Linked DNA regions of Homo sapiens: region 2 is linked to region 1. A link is a loop called in an ENCODE intact Hi-C map of the cell type or tissue named here. Cell type or tissue: Calu3. All regions are shown on one strand.

Region 1 (8,000 bases):
GTAGATGACTTAAACTAAAGCTTAAAGAATGAGAAGAAGGCAGCCATCCAGAGAGTAGAGGAGAAAACAAACAGAAAGACCAACATTTATTCATTCATTCACTCGACAAATATTTATGTAGCACTTTCTACCAGCCAGGGACTGTTCAAAGCAAAGCAGATATACCAGGAAGGAAAACACACACGTGCAAAATTGCTGAATTGAGAAAGGATTTGGCATGTTCTGGAACAGAAAGGAAGCTTCTGAGGCTGAATCACACTGAGCAGGGCACAGTGTGGTATTGGATGAGGATGGGGGGTGTGGCAAGGGCTAGATTATGTGAAAATTTGTGATCCATGGCAAGGAGTTTGGATTTTATCCTACAGGCAGTGACATGATTTTATTATTGTGTTAAAAGATTGCTCTTGCTATGTGGAGAAGGTTTGGAGGGTGGAGTTGGGCACAGTGGAAGTGGAGAGATCCATGGGGTGGCTATTCCAGTTCAGATGAGAGATTTTAATGCCGTGGTGGAAACAGAGATACACAAAACAGTACAGTTTCTGTATAGAGTGGATAGGACCTGTTGGTCAACTGAAAAGGAGAAAGGAGGTTGGGAAGGGAAGTAAAATCATGGATGATTCTGGTTTGTACAACTGAGTAGATGGTGGTTCCATTTACTACTATGAGGGAGAATGAGTGAGTAGGTGGTTGGGAGCAGGGAATGAAAACTAAGGGGGCGGGGAAGGGTGGGATAAAGATTAAACTAAAGTTTCCTAGCCAAGTCTTGAAGAATTAAATCAATTCAAAAATTTAATTCATTATGTCAGTGGTTACTATGGCCCCATCACTGGAATATACAAACAGAAGCTAAATGACCATTTATCTGCAATATTTTAGATACAGGTTTCAAACATATATCTAGAACTGATTTTCAAATGGTAGGTGAGAACTTACAAAAGAAAGCAGCAATTTCTTGAAGCCATCACTACTTTAGTAAAAACTAGTTTTCCCAGATCAATCTCATTTCCCTAATTGATCTTGAGCTATTGGAAGCTGGCACCATATTTCTTAATAAAAATCTTATTTAATTAATAGATTGTCTTATTGGCAGAGATACTTAACTTATGAATTAAAGTATTTATATTTTACTAATAGAGCATTTAACGATCTCTTATGATAACTTTAAAAAATGGAGAATGTAGCCTGGAAAATATTGAGCGAGTAGAATATTTTGTATACTCAAAGTGCACCCTGGGGCAGAATCAATGCAAAGCCACCCCCCTCCCTGGCCCTTTATAATGTCTACATACAGAAAACATTCCCACACAAAATTAATCTCTTTTAGAGAACTTTTCCTTTCCTTAGAATTACAGTTTTATAAAAAGTGGTAATTACTATTAAATGTTGTAACATCGTTTAGGGGTTTTAGTAGATAAAAGTTTGAAATCGAGTCTGTGAAATTTCAGCCATAATTAGAAAACATAAAGAAAGACATACTTTGTAATTCCTATTATTTCTGAGAAACATTTTTTACCTGGAAAGGGATAGACAGAGCATTTTGTAAGCTTGCTAGAAATAATGCTCCTATATTTATGAAGAGGGAATGTTTACATATGGTCTTGTTCTGCTTGTGCATTAAATAGTATGACATAGGAACAACACAATGGGAAATTACCAAAGAATCACACTAAAATATACTCCTAAGCATTTGAAACAAAACTTTTAAAAAATGATACTTAACAATTTCAGTAGAGAAACTAAGTGTTGATATTCTTTTTTCATTGTTCACCCATTTCTTGATAGTGAAATGTTTACAACCCAAAAAAAGGATCTCAATCAATAAGTAAAATAATTTGCAAAATATATTTATCATCAAAAATTAAAGCTTTCTAACAAAGGAACATTGAGAAGTACTTGTGGCATTTCCATCTCTCACCACATCAATACCAAAGAATGTGAATGATTTTTGCTGTGTGTGGTCATTGGGCCTCTCCTTTGGGCTTAGAGCCCTGTGGAAGGCATTCTAGCCCCTCCCTGCAGGTGGTATTTGGTAGCACATCCCCAGTTCTTCTTTATGGAGCTAACTTTTAGGGGTTGATTAGGGTACAGGGCAAGAGATGACTGAGTATCACCGTATCACCCACAGTCAGTCTTGTTGAAGTTCGTCTGTGCTGTCTGTGGTGGGTATCAAGGGGAGTTTATAAAAATTCCTTGGTCCCAAACCATTCATTTGTTCATTTGTTTATTCATCAGACGTGATAGGCATGGCCCTTAGCACTGGGGTTAAAAATAAGAAAAAGATTCAAACCTAAGTATCATCTGACTCAATTCTTTAAAGTATAGAAATGAGGATAGGAAGGAACTAAAGGACAAGTTTTACCACTACCTGTATCTGATCTTAACTCAAATGACACCGCCTGAGAAAGGTGGATGGTGTTTCCCGGTGAAGTGCAATAGACAACCTACATGGCTGGATAGAGCGGACCTGCTGACTACCCAAACTAAAGAAACATTATTCCCTTTGTCTCTATCACACTACTATGTTTTATTTTCTTCATGGTATTTCTCACTATCTGAAACTATCTTACTTTCCTATTTGTTGTCTATCTTTCCCTCAGGGACCTTGTTCCATACACTGCTGTATTCTCAGGCGGAGAACAGTGCCTTGTTTCATAGTGGGTGCTTGCTAAATATTTGTTGAGTAAATGAATGCTCATCACCATTAACATAAAACCACACTTGATAACCAACATTTTTTCTATCTCCAAAATGTCTGCAAGTTGTCTAATCTTGTACCTCAGGGATCTACCTCACAACTTCATTTCTGTGGGAAAAGACTGAGGTGTGGGGGGCAGGATACAGGGAGCCCCTGTTTCATTTCAGTTAGTTCCCCCACAGAGCTGGAAGTAGAAGCCGGATCCCTAGAATCTCAGAGCTCTTCAGCATTCCTGTGCTACCTCTGGTTGAGCCTTTCTGTGGAGAAAGCAGTTTTGGATTACTGCCATGAATGTAATTTTCAAAGGCCCTGGAAGAAGAGAAAGCAATGGAAGCTGCTTCTAGACTTCAGATGAGCTGAACATCAGAGTTCGTCTTCCTAGTCTGTGGAAGGGAAGTCATAGACTTTGGAACTGAATTCTTATGGCATAACTGTAATATTCTGCTGTAGCTGTGGCCAGAGGAGTTCTGCCTGCCTTCGTCTAGGTCGTGGGCTCTATATTAGGCTGGCTGTGTTTTTCACAGCTTAGTCCTTCATTAGAAATTAGGACTGGCTGCAGCCTGCAGTGACTAATTATAGAAAGATGGGTCATTGTCATTGTGGGTAAAAACACATGTGCCTGTTAAACTTCTCTGTCTATAGGGATCAGATAGTACATTTGAAGTGATAGCCAATATAATCACTTAAGTAAATGGATAAATATTTATTTGTTTTTATTAAAATGATAGACAAGCATTTGAAGACATTCATTTCTTTTTCTTTTTTTTTCTTTTTGTGAGACTGAGTCTCACTCTGTTGCTCAGCTGGGAGTGCAGTGGCGCATCTTGTCTCACTGCAATCTCCGCCTTCCAGATGCAAGTGATTCTCCTGCCTCAGCCTCCCGATACAGTTAGTTTCTGAGTACAACCGAGGAGAATATTTTCCAATAGAAATTTTAAGAAACACAGCATTTTTTCATGACTATGCCTACCCCCACAACACACACACTCTATACAGAAACATACACCTTATTATAGAAACATTTTCTGTAAGCAAAAACTCCTAGGACGGAGTTCCTGGGATACTGAAGGGAGAATGCGGAAAGAAGAACCTAGTGACTCCCTTTAAGAGCTCCACTGAGGTCATCACCTGCCAGAGGTTTTAATCCAAATGAAACTGGCTTTTTGTCAGATGCGAGAAAAAACTATAAGATCTTTGCATTCATTTAACAAATATTTGTTATGTGCCTTTTGGTGTGATACTCAGCTCTAGGCCCTGGGACTACAAAACTAAATGAAGGCTTCATTCCTGCTTCAAGGAGGTCACCATCTGGTGGAGTGAGAGAGATAAGTAAACACAAGAGTATAGTCTAGCATGGCCGGTTCTGGAATCAAGGAGTCTAAGGGGACATCTGAGGGGTCAGGGCACAGATTGTAAGGTGTAATGAAAAGAGGTCACACCTTAGCAGTTTTCAAATGAAGCTTCACATTTTTCAAATGAAGCTTCACATTTTGGATCCTCCATTTTCTCTTCTTTGAAATGAGGCAAAAAGAATTAGCCTGCCAGAGTTGTTATAATTCAATGATATAAAAGAGACTCAGTGAGTAATTTCTAAGAAAGAAAAGCAAAATTGAGACAGCAAGAGCTCTCTCCCAAAAGGCAGTGAACCATTCTGCGGACCTGTGGATTTGAATCTCTTTTGTGGAGTTTGCAGTCTTTCTAGCGGGTTATTTGTTAGAATAAGCCAAAGAGGTTCACCTAGAGAATGACTAAGTTGCGAAAGAAAAATCTCCTCTGGTTCAGAAATGAATTATTCCTAGGATGTTGCTTCATGAGTCTTTGTTACAGAAATTGGAGTTTGTGCAAGTAATTGGGGATCAGGAAACAACCACCCTGGGGACAATTGCAGGCAATTCTGCGACCACCTGGCTTAACTTGAATTCTAGGAAGTAGAGCTTCTCTTAGGTTAATCAAAGGTTTCATGGTACACCTTGTGGCTCTTTTCTTTATCCCTGATTTTTCCTCCCAGGCTTATGAATAAGGCTTCAGTTATGTTTCTCCCTCCAAAATTGCCAGCAGCCCCACCTGCTGGGCTTGGAGGCTGGGGCCTGCAGCCTAAGGACAGTGTGGCAGTCTGCTGCCATCTGCTGGCTCACGTGTCACCAGCTCAGGGCTGGCTTTGCAAGGATTCCCCAGGAATAGAAACCACCAGGAGAATAACTGTGGGCCAGAGAACGTTCCTGCTCATATTGAAAAATGAAGAGATGAGAAGATGGCAGACACAAGCTGGTATAAGAAGGCTTTTCTCCTCCTGCGAGTTTGTGTAAAGATGTGACCATCTCAAACAGCTAAGCCAGTGATATTTCTATGCAGATTTGTTTTGCTCAGGGAGAACATAGCAGTGCTTTCTAAAAAATGTATCTTATTTTATTTAGATCACTGTCTCACAAGGCCGAACAAATAAATTAATGACACATCTCTGTAGATTCATTTAAAGGAAACAGCAGAAACACAAGGCAGTGGGGTCTGAGGTGGGTATAGGGAAGCAGAAAGAGGGGAGGGATTGGAGAAACATTTCGCAGTAAGTTATAGTATATTTTAGTTGGTTCTGTCCACATTTTTTGAAGACCTACTGTTTACAAGGCTCTGACCCAGGTGCCTGGGATACAAGAATGAGTAATACTTAGTAATACTGAGTCCCTTCTGGCTTGGAGATAACAATGTATTGGGGAGCAGTAAATAAATAGAGAATTAAAACAGAATTGCAAGTACTGTGATAAAGTACTATGGTAAAGGAATCTAGGAGAGCACAGAGGAGGAGCATGTGTCAAAATCAAACTGGACTGCAGTGTCAGAGAGCGCATACTCTGGGAGATGGCATGAACTGAATTTTGAAGATACTAGCTCAATGGAGACTGTAATGGGAAAGACATTCCAGTTATGGGAAGCACCACTTCTCATACAGCCCATCACCCACCATCACTGCCTGGAAGAGCTGAGAACACTAGATACAATGCAAGAGAAGGCTGTTAAAACATTAGGTCTCAGATGAGCAATTGATTCAGTCCAGGGATATTGGCAGAGGCAGGGAGAAGAAGGCAGATCCAAGTGAGCAGGCAACATAAATAATCTTGAAGATCAGAGAGCAGGGCTTGGCAGGGTCTTTGGACCCAGGGAAAAGGCCACTTTCAATGCCGTGTATATATGGGCAACCCCTTCCAGGCAGGTATAAGTCACAATCAAATATTCAGAAACTTGTGAGTAACTTCCTGTCTTAATCTATCTGAAACTTCTGTGTGACCTCATTTAAATGTTGAAGTAGCTACAAGCTCAAAGTTATCAACTGCAACATTATTCAGAATTGCAAATATGAAGAGTGAAAGTAGAGAAAATGCTTGAGAAAATTGTGATACAGCAACTGAATGAAGCAGCTCATGGAAAATGCTAATTCTGAAAACTGTAGCACATAACAAATACTTGTGAAAAAAATCAAGATCCAAACCTGCAGGAGAAAAAATATTCAGAAGAGAAAAAAATAAACTGCTAGTAATGATGTTGTTCTTTTCTCTATTGTCTACGTTTTATATAATATTCTTATATTTCTTTTATAATGATTTTTTTAAAATATAAAGCAGCCTAAAGGTGAAATATGTGTCCTGATGAAGGCAGAGGCAAAAATTACCCTAAACAAATAATGGCCCTATTTATGTGTTTGTTTCTGCTACTGTAGATTCCATTTTCTTCCTAATTGTATTTCAGTTTGTGTGGTATATTCATTTTGCTTATTAAGCCTGTCCTCAGCCTTCCCTTTGCCCACACCCCTCCTCACTCCCTGGATCTGTGGGACGTATTGTGATGTCTGCCCGCTAATTTTGCTGTGACTGGGGCTGGTGTCTGGTTGGTGATTCATGTTTGTTCCAAAGTTGTACATCTGTGTTGGTTGCTTTGAAGCAGTGCCCCAGGGAATATGAAAGGCCATTTGTCTCCCTAAGACTGCTTCTTTGCATCAGAGACTTCTTCCCTGGCTTCGTTTAAATTCCAGCAAGCTCTCCTGAGTTTAAGTAGGGTAAGAAGGAAAGAAAACAAAAGCAAACAGGGGCATCATGGAGAGATCATTGGAGTCAGGGTCTAACCCCAGTTTACCTGGCATAAGTGAACTTCTTGGATTCTAATACTAGGGACAGAATGCCTATGACACTCATTTTAAGGGTAATGCTTTGTGGACTTACCCTCTGCCCACTAGGAATGCCTTTAGCAAAAAAGAAGGCAGAATGAGCCTTGGTGGAAACCCTGAATGGAAAGAGTTCTAAGAGCTCGGTGGGCATACCCACTTGGCACCTGCTCTAAGATTTTAGCACAGATACACACAGCAGTGGTATTCATAATATTTAATGACTGGCACTGCATGAGCACTGATGAATTAATGGACACAGGCACAGTGCTTCCAGACACCAATCCTTTAGTTACTGGATCACCAAGAAGTCCAGCTGACCCTGGAGGGCCTGGGGCAGTGGATGGATGCTAACAGTTTTAAAAGTATGTTAGTGTTTTAATATCCAGAAAGGTTGCACAGATACATACCAGATGAATAACAACATAAATACATGAAATTTCTAAACTCATGCCCACCATTAAGTTTTGTGTAATCCCCTCTTCACTTTTTAAGAACCTACCTACTTTGCCCTTAAAAATAGTTCAGAGCCCATGACCTACTGTTTCTAGGGGTTTGGGTGGCACACAAAAAAGCCCTTATCCACAGAGGGGCTTTTTATTTTGCTCAACTACGATAGATCTCACCCAAGGGAAGTTTGCAAGTCGCTTTATTATATTTTTGCTTGCTGCAATGTATGTGGCTAACAACGTAGCTCTGCCTCCAGGCAGGCTGGCAAGCAGGCTGCTAGTATGAGTGATTGTCCACCTGCCTGTCTGCCTGCAGTCTTTGAAAGGCAGCCCCATCCCAGACCATTAGCCTACTGAGAAAATTCATCTACAGTACCTTGAAAGACCAAACATATTGGATTGTTATAGCTTTTCTTTGGCCTTTTACCCAGACATTATCATTTTCTGCTTCTTATCAGACACCTGGAGTTTGTGGGTTGTCTAAAAGCAGCTTCTGTGAATGGTCTCTGGGGAAGCCTTATAACCCTGCCTTCTGTCATTTCTTCTCCTCATGTTTCAAGGAAACCTACAGCTTCAGGGTAATTTGCTGCCTCCCCGTTTTCATTCAAGAGAGCAGCCAAGGTTGCTTATAGTCTAACTGGCTCTTTATGTACCAAATTACTTTTGGTTGAATTCAGAGACTAAAGAGGAATTTCACTCAGTTATC
Region 2 (8,000 bases), 160 kb before region 1:
TTTGTGCCATGGCATTTTCCATTCCCAAGTGAGAAAGTTATTCCAGTTCATACAGAAAAAATTGTGTCAAAGTGTTACCAACCAAATTCCACAAATCACCATGACACTACCAATAGAACATGCCTGTAATGTAAGTTGTTGAAAACTGAGCAAATAAGATGCGTTGACAAAACCAGTCAGTCTAAGAATATTGTTATCTTTTTACCAAGTGAAAAGATACTGCTTTATAACTTGAATTGTAGTATTGGGGAAAAAAGGGAAAAGAAGAGACTTCATTACATGAGTAAAATTCAAAACATAATTATTGAAAACATTAGCAAAGGTTTTACTGTTTGGATGTTATTGCAGAAATAGCCTGAGTTTATAATAAAAATGATAGGAAGTCTATAGAAAACAAAGTGGGAAAAGCATGTCTTCGCCAGTGTGTCCCCAGGTGCTGAGGAGCCCCATCTTAGAGGCAACATCAAGGTGTCACCATGTGTTACAGGTACACTCTGGCCTTCTTATCGCTTATTAGAGTGTTGGAGATTTTTATTTTGAAATATTAAATGTATTTTTCTTTTCTTCTTTGTTAACTTTTATTTTAGAATTGTGGGTCCATGTGCAGGATTGTCACAGAGGTATATTGTATAACGCTGAGGTTTGGGGTATGACTGAACCATCATCCTGGTTTTGAGCACAGTACCCAATAGGTAGTTTTTCAGCCCTTGCTCCTATCCCTCTCTCCACAACTAGTAGGCTCCAGTGTCTGCTGTTCCCATCTCTATGTCCATGTGTATCCAATATTTAGCTCCCACTTGTAAGTGAGAACATGTTGTATAAATGAGAAAGAGATCTCCCATCTTCCATTTGGTCCTTAGTCCAGAACTTCTAAAACATTCTTCCATTTTTTGTGGTCTGACTTACTCACGGCTACTGCATCTTTTACAAAGCTTTCTCCATGGTCTTTTGCTCCATGTGAGGAAATTCAATTTTAGTCTCTATTTCTTCCTTTTCCCCCATAAAAATTGCTGTTTAGTCATAAGAGATAAGGCATCTAACATTGGCATCAATTGAGATTAATTCACCTACTGCATATGTCTCTTCTGTTATCAACGTTCTCCATTTCATTCAAAAACTTCAGTGCTAGGTCCTCTTCACTTGAATGTTAAGTCCCACCAGCCTTTGTCTGAGAATCTTACATAGATGATATTCCATGTCCCAAACATTCTGAGGTCTACACTTTCCACATAGAATTTCAACAAAATTCACCTTATAAAAGAAATTTAGTGAAAATAAGTCTCTTTGAAGTAATGTTTAAAAAATCTCATTGAAATATATATTCTAATAACATCTATCTATACTAATTTCTCAAGTAGAATAAAGTGTATATAATAAATAAAGAAAATTCTATGTATGGAATTAGCAATTCAATTCTATATTGTTGATGATTCTAAAGGAAATTTCATGTTTTATCAGGAACCCTGGTAGCAATATGAACTAGTAGAAAGTGTCCAGCCTATAGTAGTAGTACTGGAGAGATTTGGTCAGTGTTGTAACAGTTTGCTCTGCACGACAGGTGGATATATAAAAGCCCATCTTTTCTTTACTATAAAACATTCTACACGGGAGTGAAAAGTAAAACTCTCTCTCTCTCTCTCTCTCTCTCTGTGTGTGTGTGTGTGTGTGTGTGTGTGTGTGTGTAGCTATGAATACTCTGGATTTGCAAAAACACCACTTTGCCCATTAAAATAGCATGTACTCATTTCACAAGTCATCTAGTCTAACATGTCATCAGATTCCTGGAAAGGAAGCTTTTAGTGAAATACTCTTTAGATGGACTAATATATTTTATACAGTCTTATAATACAAAAGGAGAGTTGGAAGGGCATATGCAGAAAGAAGTAAGAAAATAAAATCAGAGGAGCATTAAAACAAAGGAATATGATAGCATTCACTCCCATTCCCCAAATCCCAGCATTGATTAACCTGGTCCTCATTGCATACTTCATCAGGTGCTACTTTGCAGTCTTCTTTTACTATTGACTTTTATGCTTATTTTGCTTTTCACATCTACTGTCCTCTACTGGCTGAGAACAAGGAGCCTCCTTTGTTCTCTCTGGGCTCCTTGCTTATCCACAGTAGGAGAGCATTTTAAACCTAAGTGAATACCTACCTGTGGAATCGATATGAAGATTAAATTCTTATGAAGTACAAGGTATAAAAAAGTTATCTGGTTTCCATTACTTCTGTTTCTCTTTTGACAGGACTTTCTCTTTTTCCAAGGCCCATTCCCATTTCCTTGAGTAAGTGTATAGGCTCTGGCATCAGAAGACATGGGTTTGAATCTTGGCTCTGTCATTTTCTAGTTAAGTATCCTTGGGTAAATTGGCTCAATGTGTTGTGCCTCATTTTGTCAGTTTTAAATGGAGATAGTACTAGTATCTACTGTATAGGAATTTTGATAGGATTGAAATAATATATATATATATATATACAGTGCTTATAAAGCGCTCAGTAGAAAGGCTCAATAAATAAATATTTGTGGTAGTCATTAATAATATATATTTATCCATTTGATTTGTTTTCCAAGAACAAAATTTAATTCATTATTCACTGATGAAATTTGCTTAAAAATATTATGAGTATCATGTAGGTTTGAAATACTATGCTAGGCATCTGTGAACAAGACAGAAATTGTGGTTTTTCTGTATGAGTTCAGAATCTAGTGGGAGATAAAGACAAGCAGGAGGCAATGGGTAGGACAATTACTATGATTAGGCTTGACCTTTGACTCATTCATCCCTCCTCCATAGCCAATCACAAAATCCTCTCCAAAGAAAGAAATATTTTCTTCAAAGTATTTCAAAGTCTCTCCTTTGCAGTCTTCTGCCGCCTCCCTCATCCTGCAGTTTGTTGTTGCTTTGTGCCTATTACCACAACAGCCTTCTAGTTAGTGTCCATGCCTATAGTATTTTCTCCTTCATTCTCTGCCTGCGTGGCCACATTAATCTTCTTTAAACAATGCTTTCATCATGTCACTGCCCTGTTCAGTAACTTTAAATAGCTCGCTTGTGCCTCCTCTGTCAAGTCTGAAGCTATCTGCTAACTTATAAGACCACCCACCATCAGTCCCCAGCCTAACTATATAATCATTTTTTCCACTTCTCCTCACAGTATAGCAGGCATTCTAGTGAGCATGAAAACTGCATGCCAGGGACACTCAATCCTACCTCCAGACTTATCACTATTGTCATAGAAATGACTAACCTTTGAGTGCTTAAGGGGTGCTAGGTATTGTACTCGCTGTTTTCCACAGTTTATCTTTAATTTTTATAAAACCAAGATTCTTCATAGACCTTATTATACTGATTTACAAATGAGGAAAAGTATTCTGAGAGGGTCAGGAATCCAGGATCCAAATCCATGTCTGTTTCATCTCAAATTCCTCCTTCTTTTCACTGTACCTCCTCCATTCCATGCCGCTCATTTGACCCAGAATGTTTTTCTCCTCATTCTATCAATACAAAAACCTTAAATTATCTCCATAACCTAAGTGCTGGTTTAAGTTCTATCTGTTTTGGAAAATCACTAACTCTTTGGAAAATCTGTAACTCTCCCTTCACTAATTTCCTTCATTGTTAAACTCCTGAAATGCTAACCATCAATATCACCTTGTTCCTAACCTTTACACTTGTATCATATGGTATTATTCTGTATGTGCCAGTCTTCTTTCTTCAGCTACATTGTAGGTATATTAAGCATGAACACTCCATGTTATGTCATAATCTCTCAGATGAGTGGCAGTTTTTCTCAGCCTGAAGTGTATACATAATACACGCTTGTTGATAGGATTATTTGTCATCCTCAGCCATTGAGTTATCTTATTTTCTTGGGTCCATGCGGTCAGTACAGAAAGGGTAAGCCTTAATTCAATTTAAAAAATTATACCTCTTACAAGAGAGATAGAAAATATAACAAGAGAGTACATGTTGGGGTGAAAGAAAATAGAAAAATAAAAGTGGGGACAAAGTTGCTGGGAATGTGACTGAAAACATACAATATAATGCTGGAGGTAGGTCCTGTTTCCTATCAGTCAAAGGTGAAAAAACAGGAGCCTTCTCTCTTACAAAATGTATTGTTCAGAAGATAAAACGCAAATCAATCGCTCATAAGCAGTAAATCTATATTTGGTATCAAGACCAGACAGAAATTTCTCCCCATGCGTTCTCATTAAGAGGAAATTGAGTAAAGTCGTGAACACCCTTGCAAACATTATTACAGTATTAACAATAAAGAGCTTCTTAGGAATCTTTCTTATAATGACCCTCAGTCTGGCCAATGACATCATAGCAACAAAGTGAAATACATTAAGAACAATTCCTCAGGTGGGGACCAGAGCAAACTCTGGTTTAGACCCCAAGAAACTCATCCAGTAGAAGGGCTGAGGGATCAACCCTCAAAGTAGGTGCTGTTCCAAATCAATGCTCTAGGGGTCTGGAAGCTCAGGTGTGGAAGTGAGGATCAGATATGGTAGGTCTGGCCTGCTTTTAGTCTTTTTTCAGGTATGTGATAGTATCTTCATTCTACTTGGTGATCTGTCTAGGTTTTAGTAGAAATTTAGACTGTGGCTAGCACTACAGTGGAAGGGATTCTCTCTGCTGGGAACAAGGCAGAGTCCCAAGCATTGGGCTGAAGTTACAGGCATAGTTCTTGTTTTGGTTGGAAACAGAGGTACTGATCAAGAAACCAAAGTGAACAGCCAGTCACATGCATAGAGTTAGGGCAGGGATGGTGGGGGATGTGGGATTAGCTTGATGGACTTAGGGATGTGCTGGTTCACTCAGTTAGGATGCACCAAGTATCACGATTAGTAAGGATGGGGCTGGAAATATACCTATGCCAGGCTCTGTTCTCATTGGCTCAGCAGTGGTCCCCAGTGTGTAGAACGGAATCGCCTGGGGATGCTTGTCAGCATGCACATCCCTGTGCCCTACCCAGGACCTCCTGAGTCAATGTCTTTGCAGGCAGCTGCGGGTTTAACAACCTCCCCAAGTGCTTCTGATGTAGACTAAAATTTGAGAACCATTGAATTAGGGAGTAAGTGGATGAACCTACAGGTTTGAGATATAAGTATCTGTTCTTAGGCTGACTTGAAGCTAACATTGGACACAGAGCAATTTTAGTGGGACTTAGAGGAATAGACACCATCAAATTTTTCATAAAGCATTGAATGATGAAATGGCTTGGAAGAAGTCATTGAGTTAAAAATGGAATTTTTATGACAGAAGTGCAAACAGGAAAATTTAAATGTCCTCTTAATAATGAGAGAAGGTGCACATTTAATGAATGGGGAAGTTTTAATATGAGCTAGCAGCACACCCTGCGTTTACCTTCATGGAAAGCAGCTCTCAGAGCACCTGAGAAGTTTTATTTTGGGAGAAGGGAGATCTAGAGGGCCCACATGCAGCTAGGGAAATAATAACTTGACAGCAGATGAAAACAAAATGATAGGTTGCTGTAGGAAACAGAGTGGCTGGGTACTCTGACTAGAATGTTTCCCTGGTTCTGAATACATTATAACTGCACCAGCACGAAGATCCAGGGCATGCAGTACATATTTCCCTTGGTCTTGACAGGTTATGGGGAATCATGACAAGCTTTGCCTTGTCAAAAAATAGATGTTTTGACTGCAAGTTTGCGCACCTGTCTTTGATGATGAGGAGCTCATCCCACGCTGCTGCTTGTTGTGTTATTGTTTCATTTGTTTGTTGTGATTTAAAATGGAGAAAGAAAAGAATTGGGGAAAACGTTTGAACCAAAGCAATCAGATAACTTCAATAATAAAATGCTACCCAGGCTTTTGTGATAGGAAACCTATGCAATCCCACTGCTAATTCTGTTCTCGCTATAGGGATTCATGGAGCCTATTTTATCAGCTCAGTGGGGTTCAATGTCTCTCCACTCCGATGGGAAAAAAGTGGAATTATCACCAGGGTAATGAAAAACACCCCATCCCATGTTTATAGCATGTTTTATTAAAAGCATGTTGCTTTGGCCTCATATACCAATTGCAATATGTGAGTGTAAGATGCCAGAATAGCTCTCAAGGGAAGCACTTTCCTTCGTGCTAATTTAAAATTCCTCGAAGAGCACGCAGTCAGGTGTGGTGTTAATATTTTGTATCTTTTCTACCTGAGATTTTCATAAAGGAGATGATAGGTGGAGTAGAGTAAAGGGTCAGCTGAGTTTTGGAGCCACCTGGCCAGGGCTGGGAATTTACTATGATTTGCTTTCACAACTATTCTTTACATTTCTGATAGCCCACACTCTCTTATTTTATGTCATAATCATTAGGGAATTTGAATGAGTGTTCCTATTATGATTAAGTAAATAACATTTTACTTATAATTTCTGTTAATAACCACATTTTACTTTGTATAAATTAATTTTCTATTATGCCAGTGGAATTTTCACATTTGACTCTTTGTTTCTGCGAACCTTAACCCAATGTTGATTTTTGCAAACTCCACCATTAGTTCCTTCCAATTAGCATTTCATTCTCCAGCTCATCTTTATCCTAATTCTTTCAAAACTTTAGGGCCCATATTAAGTTCTAGGACAATTAATTCCTACCACAGTGTGTAGTTGAGTAGAGGAGGTAGACTTGTAAAGAAATAACACCAATATAGTGTGACAAAGATAATAATAGAGGTGTTTAAAGAGAGAAGTTTAATTGAGAAGAGTGATATTTCAGTTAGGTCTTAAAGGACTGAGTGGAAATTCACCAGACTTTGAAGAGAAAGGTGCTTATGCCTGGGAGAGAGACCTGCATGTACAAGGGCATGGAGTTATGGAAGAACAGAGTGCTTGGCATGTTCAGAGACTAGTGGATAAGTCTGTACCTGTTCTTTATATTCACGTATTGCAAAAGATAAAGCCAGAAAGGTAGGATCAAAATTGTGAAGTTCCTTATGTTCTATACAGTTGGGCTTGGTCTTTCTCCTATGGGTATTGAAAGGGCAGTCAATGGCAAGTAGGCCAGTATTTTTAAAAGTATCTTACAAAGATTACTCTGGCAGAAGTATGCAAAATGATCTGGAACAGTCCAGACTAGTGGCAGGGAAGTCAGTTAAGAGTTTACGGCAATATCCTTCGCCCACTTTTTGATGGGGTTGTTTGTTTTTTTCTTCTAAATTTGTTTGAGTTCATTGTAGATTCTGGATATTAGCCCTTTGTCAGATGAGTAGGTTGCGAAAATTTTCTCCCATTTTGTAGATTGCCTGTTCACTCTGATGGTAGTTTCTTTTGCTGTGCAGAAGCTCTTTAATTTAATTAGATCCCATTTGTCAACTTTGGCTTTTGTTGCCATTGCTTTTGGTGTTTTAGACATGAAGTCCTTGACCATGCCTATGTCCTGAATGGTAATGCCTAGGTTTTCTTCTAGGGTTTTTATGGTGTCCAACAATGATAGACTGGATTAAGAAAATGTGGCACTTATACACCATGGAATACTATGCAGCTATAAAAAATGATGAGTTCATGTCCTTTGTAGGGACGTGGATGAAATTGGAAGTCATCATTCTCAGTAAACTATCGCAGGAACAAAAAACCAAACACCGCATATTCTCACTCAAAGGTGGGAATTAAACAATGAGAACACATGGACACAGGAAGGGGAACATCACACTCTGGGGACTGTTGTGGGGTGGGGGGAGGGGGGAGGGATAGCATTGGGAGATATACCTAATGCTAGATGACGAGTTAGTGGGTGCAGCACACCAGCATGGCACATGTATACATGTGTAACTAACCTGCACATTGTGCACATGTACCCTAAAACTTAAAGTATAATAATAATAAAAATAAATAATAAAAAAAAGTTTACGGCAATAATTCTGAGACTAGCTGAGGAACCACAGCTTGAGCTGAGGTTGTTGGGTTGGAAGAACATTGCTAAGTAAAGGTTAAATGAACTTGGTGATTGCCTGTGTGAAGCAGAGAAGAGGGGTGGGGAGGAC

The links. Hi-C counts contacts between places; a loop is a spot of excess contacts. Peaks named below come from ENCODE experiments on the same cell type or tissue, not always from the same donor. Only the 100,000 strongest peaks of a DNase experiment are listed, where the experiment ranks them.
Region 2: it touches region 1 in a loop (2.2-fold over the local background); 3 of 110 quality-filtered maps call a loop at or near these places.

The regions. Positions count from the first base shown.
Region 1 is chr1:66,238,054-66,246,053 of GRCh38, forward strand. All of the region lies in intron 3 of PDE4B (phosphodiesterase 4B), which reads left to right. Among named protein-coding and RNA genes, the nearest start is that of PDE4B-AS1, 190 kb to the left of the region's middle. In Calu3, a CTCF peak has its summit at 4,793 (motif pointing left); a DNase peak (open chromatin) is centred at 4,788.
Region 2 is chr1:66,080,185-66,088,184 of GRCh38, forward strand. All of the region lies in intron 3 of PDE4B (phosphodiesterase 4B), which reads left to right. Among named protein-coding and RNA genes, the nearest start is that of PDE4B-AS1, 33 kb to the left of the region's middle. In Calu3, a CTCF peak has its summit at 4,524; no DNase peak of the experiment used is centred here.